Linked DNA regions of Homo sapiens: region 1 is linked to region 2. The links are chromatin loops, found by intact Hi-C in ENCODE. Cell type or tissue: endothelial cell of umbilical vein. All regions are shown on one strand.

What was found. A loop is a pair of places that touch in the nucleus more often than their neighbours do. Peaks named below come from ENCODE experiments on the same cell type or tissue, not always from the same donor. Only the 100,000 strongest peaks of a DNase experiment are listed, where the experiment ranks them.
Region 1: a loop joins it to region 2, with 15 times the contacts of the local background. A loop is called at or near these places in 1 of 110 quality-filtered maps.

The regions. Positions count from the first base shown.
Region 1 is chr1:59,427,572-59,432,571 of GRCh38, forward strand. The region is part of intron 5 of FGGY (FGGY carbohydrate kinase domain containing); the gene reads left to right. Among named protein-coding and RNA genes, the nearest start is that of FGGY, 130 kb to the left of the region's middle. In endothelial cell of umbilical vein, no CTCF peak of the experiment used is centred here; no DNase peak of the experiment used is centred here.
Region 2 is chr1:59,740,995-59,745,994 of GRCh38, forward strand. The region is part of intron 14 of FGGY (FGGY carbohydrate kinase domain containing); the gene reads left to right. Among named protein-coding and RNA genes, the nearest start is that of MIR4711, 10 kb to the left of the region's middle. In endothelial cell of umbilical vein, no CTCF peak of the experiment used is centred here; DNase peaks (open chromatin) are centred at 2,477 and 2,867; H3K27ac peaks cover 1,872 bases.

The DNA.
Region 1 (5,000 bases), 310 kb before region 2:
TCTGTAGTCTCTGTCTTCAATCAAAGCATTTGAGAGATGCTTTATTTTTCCCCTTTCCTCTGTACCTGTCACAGAAGGGGGCCTGTCTGAATAAGATGGCACATAATCTGCTGAGTGCAGCAACCCCTCTGTGCAGCCTTGAGGAAGAAGACAAGGCAGTCAAAGTACCTTCCATCATTTCCTGGAAAATGTGTCGGTAGCTTGGAGAGGCAGAGTGGGAGATGGAAGTAACACTGCATGAGGAGTTAGGTGGTCTATGTTCAGGGGCCAGGGTTGTCACTTACTAGATAGGGGACCTTTAGCCAGTCACTTAACTCCAATGGCCTTCTGCTTCATATCATCTCTTATGTAGGGTGGTGGGACTGGATTAAGGACAGCAGATAGATTAGCTGTCAGTCTTACTGATTGGAAGTTGCTGTCCAGAGTACAGTATGGGGGATGGCTGGGAAGCCCATCTCAGCTAAGTGAGAAAGAGCAGTCAACTATTGGTATTTGCCAAGTGTGTGACAGTGGCACATCTGCCTGCTATTATGAGACTTGATGGTCATTTCTGCCTCTGTGGTTTTATGATTCCAAGTGTCCTGCAAGTGATTCTAGAGGGATCATGAAACATTTTCTGGTCTTAATAATTACTCAGGGATCTATTAACAATGGTGAGGAACATACTCACAACCAGACTTTCATTGAGAGTTTACCATATGTATATTATATCACTTAACCCTCATCCTTACGGATAGGGAGGCTCAGGCTCATAGTGATTAAATGACTTGCCAAGGTCACTCAGCTAATAGGTGATGGAGCTGGAATTCAAACTCTGGTCTGTCTGCCTCCAGAACCGAAGCGCTGAACTGCCACCCTATACTACTTCCCAGTTGGAGAATACCTCAGTACAGTAATTAGATGCCAGTGTGTATGGCTTTGCCTATCAGTACACAGAAATCAGAAAGGTGATTGAGAGATTCATTAATGCCTCCTTGCCCAGTTCTTTTGAGCATATCTTATTTGAGAAAGGTGCACGTGACCTTGGGTCAGTTTGTCTAACTCTGTCAGTCTCAGTTATCTTATTTGAGAAATGGGGCTATAGCTTTTAAGTTAATAATCCAGATAAAACATCCTATAGTGCCCCAGATGTCAGTAGCACTCAGTACATGTTCATATTATGTTGCCCCAAGGTCACGTGGCTGGGAATTGAGCTGAGGACTGCCCACCTCCGAAGTCTATGATGGCACCTTTTGGTTTTGGTACAAGTGAGTCCTGAGTGGACCACATGGCAGCATTAGAGGTGCTTTTGAATACGAAAGGTGGCGTGAGGATCCCTCTCACTTATGTCTGTTCTGTTGTCCAGAACTTAGTGAAAATCCTGGTCCTTACCCGCTAGAGTGAAAAAGGAAGGAAACCTTACCATTCTTTCTGTGTACCTTTCTCTGGCTGGGGCTTTCTCTGGTCTAGGTGTGCTCAGCAAATATGACAAGTAGCAGGCCACTCATTTTGACCACGCCCATGTGGCAGACAGCTTTCTTCACTTTCACGCAAATGAAGTACAAGACAATCACATGTATGGCTGCACTGAATGTAAAAGATTAAAGAGAAGTGATATGCCAAATAGATGACTGGGAGTTGACGTTTAGCAAAGTAAATCTCTTGGTGGCCCTGGTAAAGTTAATTTCAATAATTCTGGTTTTTTTTTTCATCTTAGAAACTTAGAGGTTAAAAAATAATAAATATACATGAGGAGATTTAGAGTGTATGTGGAAACAGAGATCTTCGGAGGACAAGTGGGATATTTCTTTATAGAAAGAGTTTTCCCTCTTGATTTTTTTGCTTGGTAAGTTTCTTTCAAATCAACTCAATTCATTTGGTGCTATTGCTTTTCTTTTGTGAAAACGATTCTGGGGATTTGATCAAAACCGACATGAAAATACAACCCTCAAATGGTAAATATCAGGGAATCTGGAATTTGCATTTTCTAGGCTAAAGTAATTTACTGGCCAAGTTTGCTGTCTCCTCACTCCCCCAACACATGTACAACTCTTAAATCTCATTCCCCTTTAGGCTCCTTCTCTCTCAGTTTATTTCCAGCACACATGCATATGCATCCATGCATACACAGGTGTGCACATATGCATGTATACACACACACAGACACACGACACACACGTGACGCACATATTTTACTCTGTGCTAATAAATAGGCCAGTATTGGCTAGGCTGGGCCTCAGGACTGTCTGGTTTAAATCTAAGCTGCCTGGGAGATCTGGAGTAATAAGTGAGTGACAACAGGTGCAGATTTTGTTACACCCTTCTGAACTCAGCCCATAGTTCTTTCTTTGATTCTTTTCACCCAACACCCTTGCTTCAATTGTGTCCAATAAATTTTATAGCTGCATGATCCTGTTTCAGAGCTGAAGGGAGATTTTTCCCTCCACTTGGCTAAATGGTGCCTAAGTCAAAACACCACTTCCTGCCCCCTCCTCACACTTTAAGAAGTAATAAGGAATAAACCCCAGGCCATAAGCTGTTGCTGGGTCCTGTATCTTCAGTTTTGCATGTGAAGAGCTAATTTTCTGGTCCCATTTTAGAAAAGCCAAGAATTAACTTGCAGAGAATTAGCCATAATTGGGGAGAAAATAATTACTTGGCTTTTTCTGCCCTGTGATAACTGGAGCCACTGGCAAATCTTTCACAGCAGTGTCAACGCCTACTTCTGTTTAAAACAAAGTATTGCACCAGGGGCCTTGAAAGTCACATCTGAATGTTCTCTGTGGTACATTTTGGTCCAAACCACCCTGAATATTGGAGTTGGATTCATTTCATGTCTTTTTTGGTGTAAAATCCCGGTGCAGGGAGACATTTCATATTACACTGGAAGACATGAATGTCTTTTGCAGGTGTCAGGTATGCTCATGGGCCCTGCATGCATACTTAAGGTTGGGTCCAATTGGATTTTTTTAGGAGCAGTCTGTGGTCTAAGCTGAGAATTTTTTCTCATAAGGGCCCATTTTCCTCTAGCATTTTTCTGTTTTGAGACTTTGCCCAGCTGCCTCTATTCCCTAGTATGTAGACTTAATAAAAAATCTCTTGGTTCATAATAAACATGGAAAGGAGATGGTACACGTTTTCCATTTGCTAGTAGAGGTTTACCTGAATACAGTTGGTCATATATCTCAGTGTCGTCAGAGTACAACAAAATGTCATGCCTTCCCATGATTTCAGACACCACTCTTCAGTAATGACTTATCTGAATATCAGCCCTGTACCTCTCCTGAGCTCCAGCCTTAAGGGCACACTTTTCATTGGGTAGCCCTACCTGCTGACCCATAGACACCCTAGGCTCAACTCATTTTCCCTAAATAAATTTGCTTTTCTTTCTGTGTTTTCTATCATGGTAAAGGTGCTGTGATCCAATAACTCAAACAAGAAACCTTGATGGCATGCCTTCCATATCCATTACTGTTAGCTAAGTGGGGGACAATCTATATATTGCCTCAGATATCACTGGGATCCATTGCCCTCCTAACTAGGCTCCCTGGGTCCAGTCATCTTTGCCTTTCCTCCAACTTCTCCCCCATGTCACCTACCTCCTCTTTTCTCTACCCCCACCAAAACAGTACTTCATACATCCCTAGTATTGTCTTTAAATGTAAATCTGATATTATTTAACTATTTGAATTCTTTAGTAACATCCCACTGCTGGCAGGAAACAAGTCCTAACTTCCTAGTATAAGGAATATAAGGTCCAATGTGATCCAGCTGCTCCCTGACTCTCCAGTCTTACCTCCTGTCACACTACCATGGATCAAGCCCCATGGTTCCCTTTATTCTCTTTCAACTCTGTATTTTCGCATATGTGACTTTCTTCTGCTAGTAATGCCCTTTCTTAATTGGCCTGTACCTTTGACTCCTACACTTCTGTATTATTAGGCTATAGCACTAGATGTGGCTTAAATAAGTTAGATTATTTGTTTATCTGATAGTCCGGACGTAGATGCTTTCCATGAGATCATCCAGGAACCCAGGTAGCTTCTGCATTGGACTGTGCTTAACATGATGCCCCTTTCTGCATGATCCAAAGTGGCTTTCAACCACAGCTTCCTTCAAGGCAGCAAGATGGAGAATAGATGAAGAAGGAACACACCTTCTCCCTTTTGGTGCTGTGACTAATAAGAAATATATTTTTAGTTTCTGTTCCAGGTTTGTGACACAGAGCTCCTAAAAGCCTTGTAATTTCCAGAGTGATCAACATTCTAGGAGTATCTTTTGTTGTACTATTTAGACTTTGACTCTGGTTCCTAACAGAGCTTCTAAATCCCTTGGGGTTTCCTAAGCGATAGAGCATCTTTTGCTTTAATGAGGCGACTCTTGGGCTCCTGGATAACTTCAGAATGGGAGTTGGTCAGAATGGGACTTGGTCACTAGAAAGACCATGTGATGGATAGCAGCTCAGAATTTTCAGCCCTACTCCCCACATCCACCCAATCCACCAGGAGGGGAGAGAGGCTGGAGATTGAGTTAATAAGCAATCATGCCTGTGTGATGAATCATCCCTAAAAATCCCTGAAAGATGGGGTTTGGAGAGCTCCCGGGTTGGTGAACAAGTGGAGGTGCCTGGAGAGGGCATGAAAGCTCCCCACCCCTTCCCACATACCTTGCCCTATGTACCTCTTTGTCTGGCTGTTCATTTGTATTTGTATTCTTTATAATAAGCCAGTAAATTTAAGTAGAGTGTTTCCCTGAGTTTTGTGAGCCATTATAGCAAATTATCAAACCTGAAAAAAGGGGGTTATGGGAACCTCCAGTATGTAGCTGATCAGTCAGAAGTATGGAAGGCCTAGACTTTTGATTGGCATCTGAAATGGGAGCAGTCTTGGATTGAAGCCTTAACCTGTGTGATCTGCCCTTACTCCAGGTAGTTAGTTTAGAATTGAATTGTGGGACACCTGGTTGGTTTCTGAAGAGTTAGAGTATTGGTTAGTGTGGGAAAATCCCTCACACACGTGATG
Region 2 (5,000 bases):
AATAGGTTAAATAAAAACATATTAAAATTAAATTCACCAGTTCACTTACACTTTTTTAAGTGGGTACTAGAAAATTTAAAATTACTTGTGTAAATCATATTATTTCTGTTGGACAGTGCTGCTGTAAACCTTTCATCTTAAAAATAAAATCCCTGGCTGGGCACAGTGGCTCACACCTGTAATCCCAGCACTTTGGGAGGTTTGGATCTGTGTCCCTGGCTAAATCTCATGTTGAATTGTAATCCCCAGTGAGGAGGGCCCTGGTGGGAGGTGATTGGATTTTGGGGGTGGAGCTCATGAATGGTTTAGCACCATCCCCCCATTGGTACCACATAGTGAGTTCTCAGGAGATCTGGTTGTTTAAAGGTGTGTAGTACCTCCCTCCACTTCCTCCCGCTCCAGCCATGTAAGACGTGCTTGCCTTCTGTCATGATTGTAAGTTTCCTGAGGTCTTCTCAGAAGCAGAGGCCACTATGCTTCCTGTATAGCCTGCAGAACCATGGGCCAATTAAACCTCTTTTCTTCATAAATTACCCAGTCTCAGGTATTTCTTTATAGCAGTGCGAGAACAAGCTAAAGCAGGAAGATTGCTTGAGGCCAGAAATTCAAGACCAACCTGGGTAACATAGTGAGACACTTTCTCTAATAATAATTTTTTAAAAATTGCCAGGCGGGCGAGGCGCGGTGGCTGACACACTTTGGGAGGCCGAGGCAGGTGGATCACAAGGTCAGGAGATCAAGACCGTCCTGGCTAACATGGTGAAACCCCATCTCTACTAAAAAAATACAAAAAAATTAGCCAGGCATCATGGCAGGCACCTGTAGTCCCAGCTACTTGGGAGGCTGAGGCAGGAGAATGGCTTGAACCCGGAAGGCAGAGCTTGCAGTGAGCCAAGATCGTAGCACTGCACTCCAGCCTGGGTGACAGAGTGAGACTCCATCTCAAAAAAAAAAAAAAAAAAAGCCAGTCACCGTGGTGCATACATGTAGTCCCAGCTGCTCAGGAGGCTGAGGCCAGAGAATCAGTTTAACCCAGAAGTTCGAGCTGCAGTGAGCTATGATCATGCCACTGCACTCCAGCCTCGGTGACAGAGCAAAACCCTGTCTCAAAAAGTAAAGTAAAATCCCTTCTTCTGCCTATCAGCTCCCCTAGCTGTTGCCTCTCATGGTCAAGGATGCTTTAAAAGGTATCTATCCTCACTACCATGATTTTTCTCACCACCACCCCTGCCTCCTTAACTAAGGCAGATCTTCCTTCCGCTACAGAAATTCCACCAAAATCATGCTGCCTCAGTCATTAGTGCTGACCCAAGGCATTGCTGAGCCCAAAGGGCTTTTCAACCCCTACTCAGCTTTAGCCTTGGCAACATTTTGCAAAGTGGAGCACTCCCTTCATTGAAACACGCTTCCACTGACAACATATTTTCTTGATTTCCCTCCCGCTGTTCTGAATGTTTCTGCACAAATTCCTTTTCTAGTTTTCCTTTCTCCTCTCCCCAATATTATATGGTAGTCTTATACAGGAATCTGTCCATCTCATCTACTTCTAAGGATTCATTTACTATTTATATGCCAGCAGGTTTACACCTATCTATATAACATCTTCACTTAAAGGGCTTACAGCCATCTCAATCTAAGCATATTAAAATCTGAACCCACCATCTCCACCTCTGCCTGAAAAATTGGCACTGTTCCCATACGTGGCACTATCAATAAATGGCACCACGTGTCCTTACTCACTCCTGGCAGAACCTCAAGGACATTCTGAGCCCACTCTGTCTTTCTGCTCCACATCAGTCTCTCATGGTGTCTTTCTAAATTACATTTCATGTCTCTTGAATTCTTCCACTTTGCTTTAATTCTACCATCACCATCCTTTTGTCTCACCTGGACTGCTCCAAAGAACTTTTGAATGGTTTCCTTGCCTCCACTTTTACCATTCTTTAGTTTATTCTCTACAAAACTACCAGAGTGATCTTTAACAAACATGAATAAGATCACTCTTGCTTAAAACTCTCCAGTGGCTTCTCCTTGACTTTGGCATAACTCAAAACCTTTTAACATGATTTACAGGACCATCCAAAATCTGACCCCTGCCTTCATCTATAGCTTCATCTCCTATATGCTTTCCCTTCATTTTATCCAGTCATCTTGGACTTCTTTAGGTCCTTTAAATGTATCATGTTGTCTTTACTTAAGGCCTTCAGATATGCATTTCCTTCAGTCTGGAACCTTCCTCATCAACTTTCTTTACCCAGCCAACTCCTTGTCAACCTTCAGCTAGTTCCATAAGTTTCCATAGTAGTTTTGTCTTCCTCTTCCTGTCTCCCATGATCACCGATGTTTCTCCAGCAGGCTTTAAACTTCATGAGGTCAGGGATCAGAGCTGTCTGGTTGCCTCCTCTATCCATATTGTGTAGCACAATGCCTTGCACACAATAAGTACTCAATAAGTATTTGGTTGCACAATAAAAATGACATTATCTGGCTCAAACTTCCCATTTTGAGAAAGAGGAAACTGGGATCCAAAGAAAGGAAGCAACTTATTCAAAACAACAGAGCCCAGGCTAAGATTAATACAGGGCTGGAGCCTCCTAATTTCCAGATCTTTTTTTTTTTTTTCCAGCACATCATGTGCCTATCTATAATATGGTAACCAGAAGGAAGCAGACTGGATTCCCTGTGTCTTGTAAAAGCCGGAGCAAGTTCTTATTTGTAAACACAGCTGACATAGTTGTTTTCTTTGTTTGTTTTAAGTAAAAGGACTGGAAGTACAACCCAAAAATAAACTTTGTGTTTCCAAACCAAGAAGCTTCTACAACTTTTATCCCCTGCAGCCTCCTTTCTGTCCATTGTTCATCTTCCTTCCCTTCATTAACCACAGGCATCAGCTGATATTCAATGTTGAATGGTCCCTGCATTCTGTGTTCTTTATCACTCCCCTGCCCAGGCAGCATGTCACATGCAGCAGCAGATTAGGAAGTGCTGTCTTTAAATAGTATCACTCAAGAGAACATTACAAGATCCTGTGTAGCGCTGGGGTGGAGATTGATGTAATAATTTTTAGAATAAAAATAACTCACATTTTTGAAACTATTAGTTTGTGACTGGCACTAATTTCAGTGGTTTGTATGCATTTTCTTTTTTAACTTTATGAGTAATTATTTCTATTACTTCTATTTTACAGATGAGTAAACTGAGGGACAAAGAGGTTAGTTAAGGCCCAAGCCATTCTGTTTTGTTTGAGACAGAGTCTCCCTCTGTCATCCAGGCTGGAGTGCAGTGGCACGATCTCGGCTCACTGCAACCTCCGCCTTCTGGATTCAAGCGATTCTCCTGCCTCAGCCTCCCAAGTAGCTGGGATTACAGGCACCTGCCACCACACCCAGCTAATTTGTGTATTTTCAGTAGAGACAGGGTTTCACCATGTTGGCCAGGCTGGTCTCGAACCCCTGACCTTAGATGATCCACCCGCCTCAGCCTTCCAAAGTGCTGGGATTACAGGCGTGAGCCACTGCGCCCGGCCCACCCAAGCCATTCTGTTAGCTAGTGAAAGAGTCAAAGTTCTAATCTAGCCAGTCTAGAGCCTGTGATCCTAACTGTCTGACATCGGACAATGAAGAATGTGTTGACCTGGCAGGAAATACCAAAAAGTACAACTGAGGGAGATCCTAAACTTGCTTTATACAGATATCCTGGATCCTACCCCTGATTCATTCATTAATTCATTAATCCATTTACTCATTCATTTAATTCTTTCAACATGTATTTATTACATTTTTGCATTATTTATATCAATTTTGGGGAATACAGAGAAAGTTAATGGCTTCTACCCTTTGACATCTCACAGTCCAGTGGGGAGACGTAAGAAAACAGACATTTATCCTACTGTGTGCTGAATGATAAGACAGAGGAAAATCAGTGAGCTTTGGGAACATGGAAGAGATTATAAACACATAATAAAGAGAGTTTAAAAGGGCACTACAGTGATTTGCTTTGGACCTGCATTCCACACCTGTCACTCTATCTGTCTGACCTCTGCTCTCTCTATGCTCCTGGCTTCTAGCCCTTCTCTTACTTTGGTACCATCCTTAGCCTCTCAACTCCTGGCTTCAGATTCGATGTCTTTGCTTGTCTTTTTCCTCTGGAAGTTGGTTTGGAATGGATTCTGGCTTGGCTAGAGGGTTTCTGTATCGTAAACAGTCTAAGGCCAGCTCCAAAGTCTAGGCCAGAATATCTAGGCCCCACTACCAAAATGGCTCTCGCTTAGAAGAATTGGAGATCCAAAAGCAGGGAACTTGAAAGAGCATGGAGGGATAGATGGATGGATAGATTCCTTGCCTCTTAGCTTCGATTATTCACCTGCCTAAACCCAGAGCAGTTGGCCTAGTGACTAACCAACATCCCTTGCAGCTCAATCATTATTCATTATGTTAATATTATCACACATTTTGATTCTTTGCTGTCGATTTGGTTGCTGATCTGCTGGCCAAAGGATCATCATGGGAAGGAATTACTATTGAAGCAGGCAGTGCAAATTTCAAAAGTGTTCAGACCCTGCGGCCTTTCATGATATTTCACTTTCTTGAGTTGCAGTCTCCCATTGGCCTGCTCCTTCCGAAGCAGATTTTGTCCCTTGTAGCCATAAGTGAAGCATATCCTGGCTAAATGTTTCTGTGGACTGAAGGTAGCTATTGAATTGGGCAGTTAAGAGAATATTGCAGATTCTTGTCGGTAAATGACACAAAAGATGATGGACTCTAAGCTAGCTATGGAAGAAATTAGAGCCAGACAGGGCACATGAATTGAAAGAAAATGAAGTGATGGAGATTCTGGAAGTTGCTTTAAAGTGGAGAAGGACATTTGCTAAGAATGATAGAGTACATGAGAGAATTGGACTGAAGGGCAATGGAATTCAGAAAGTGGCTGTTGGTATATTGTAATATTCATAAGTATAGCAGTCTCAAGGGGGGCTGTGGGAGTATTGAAGTGAAATGGAG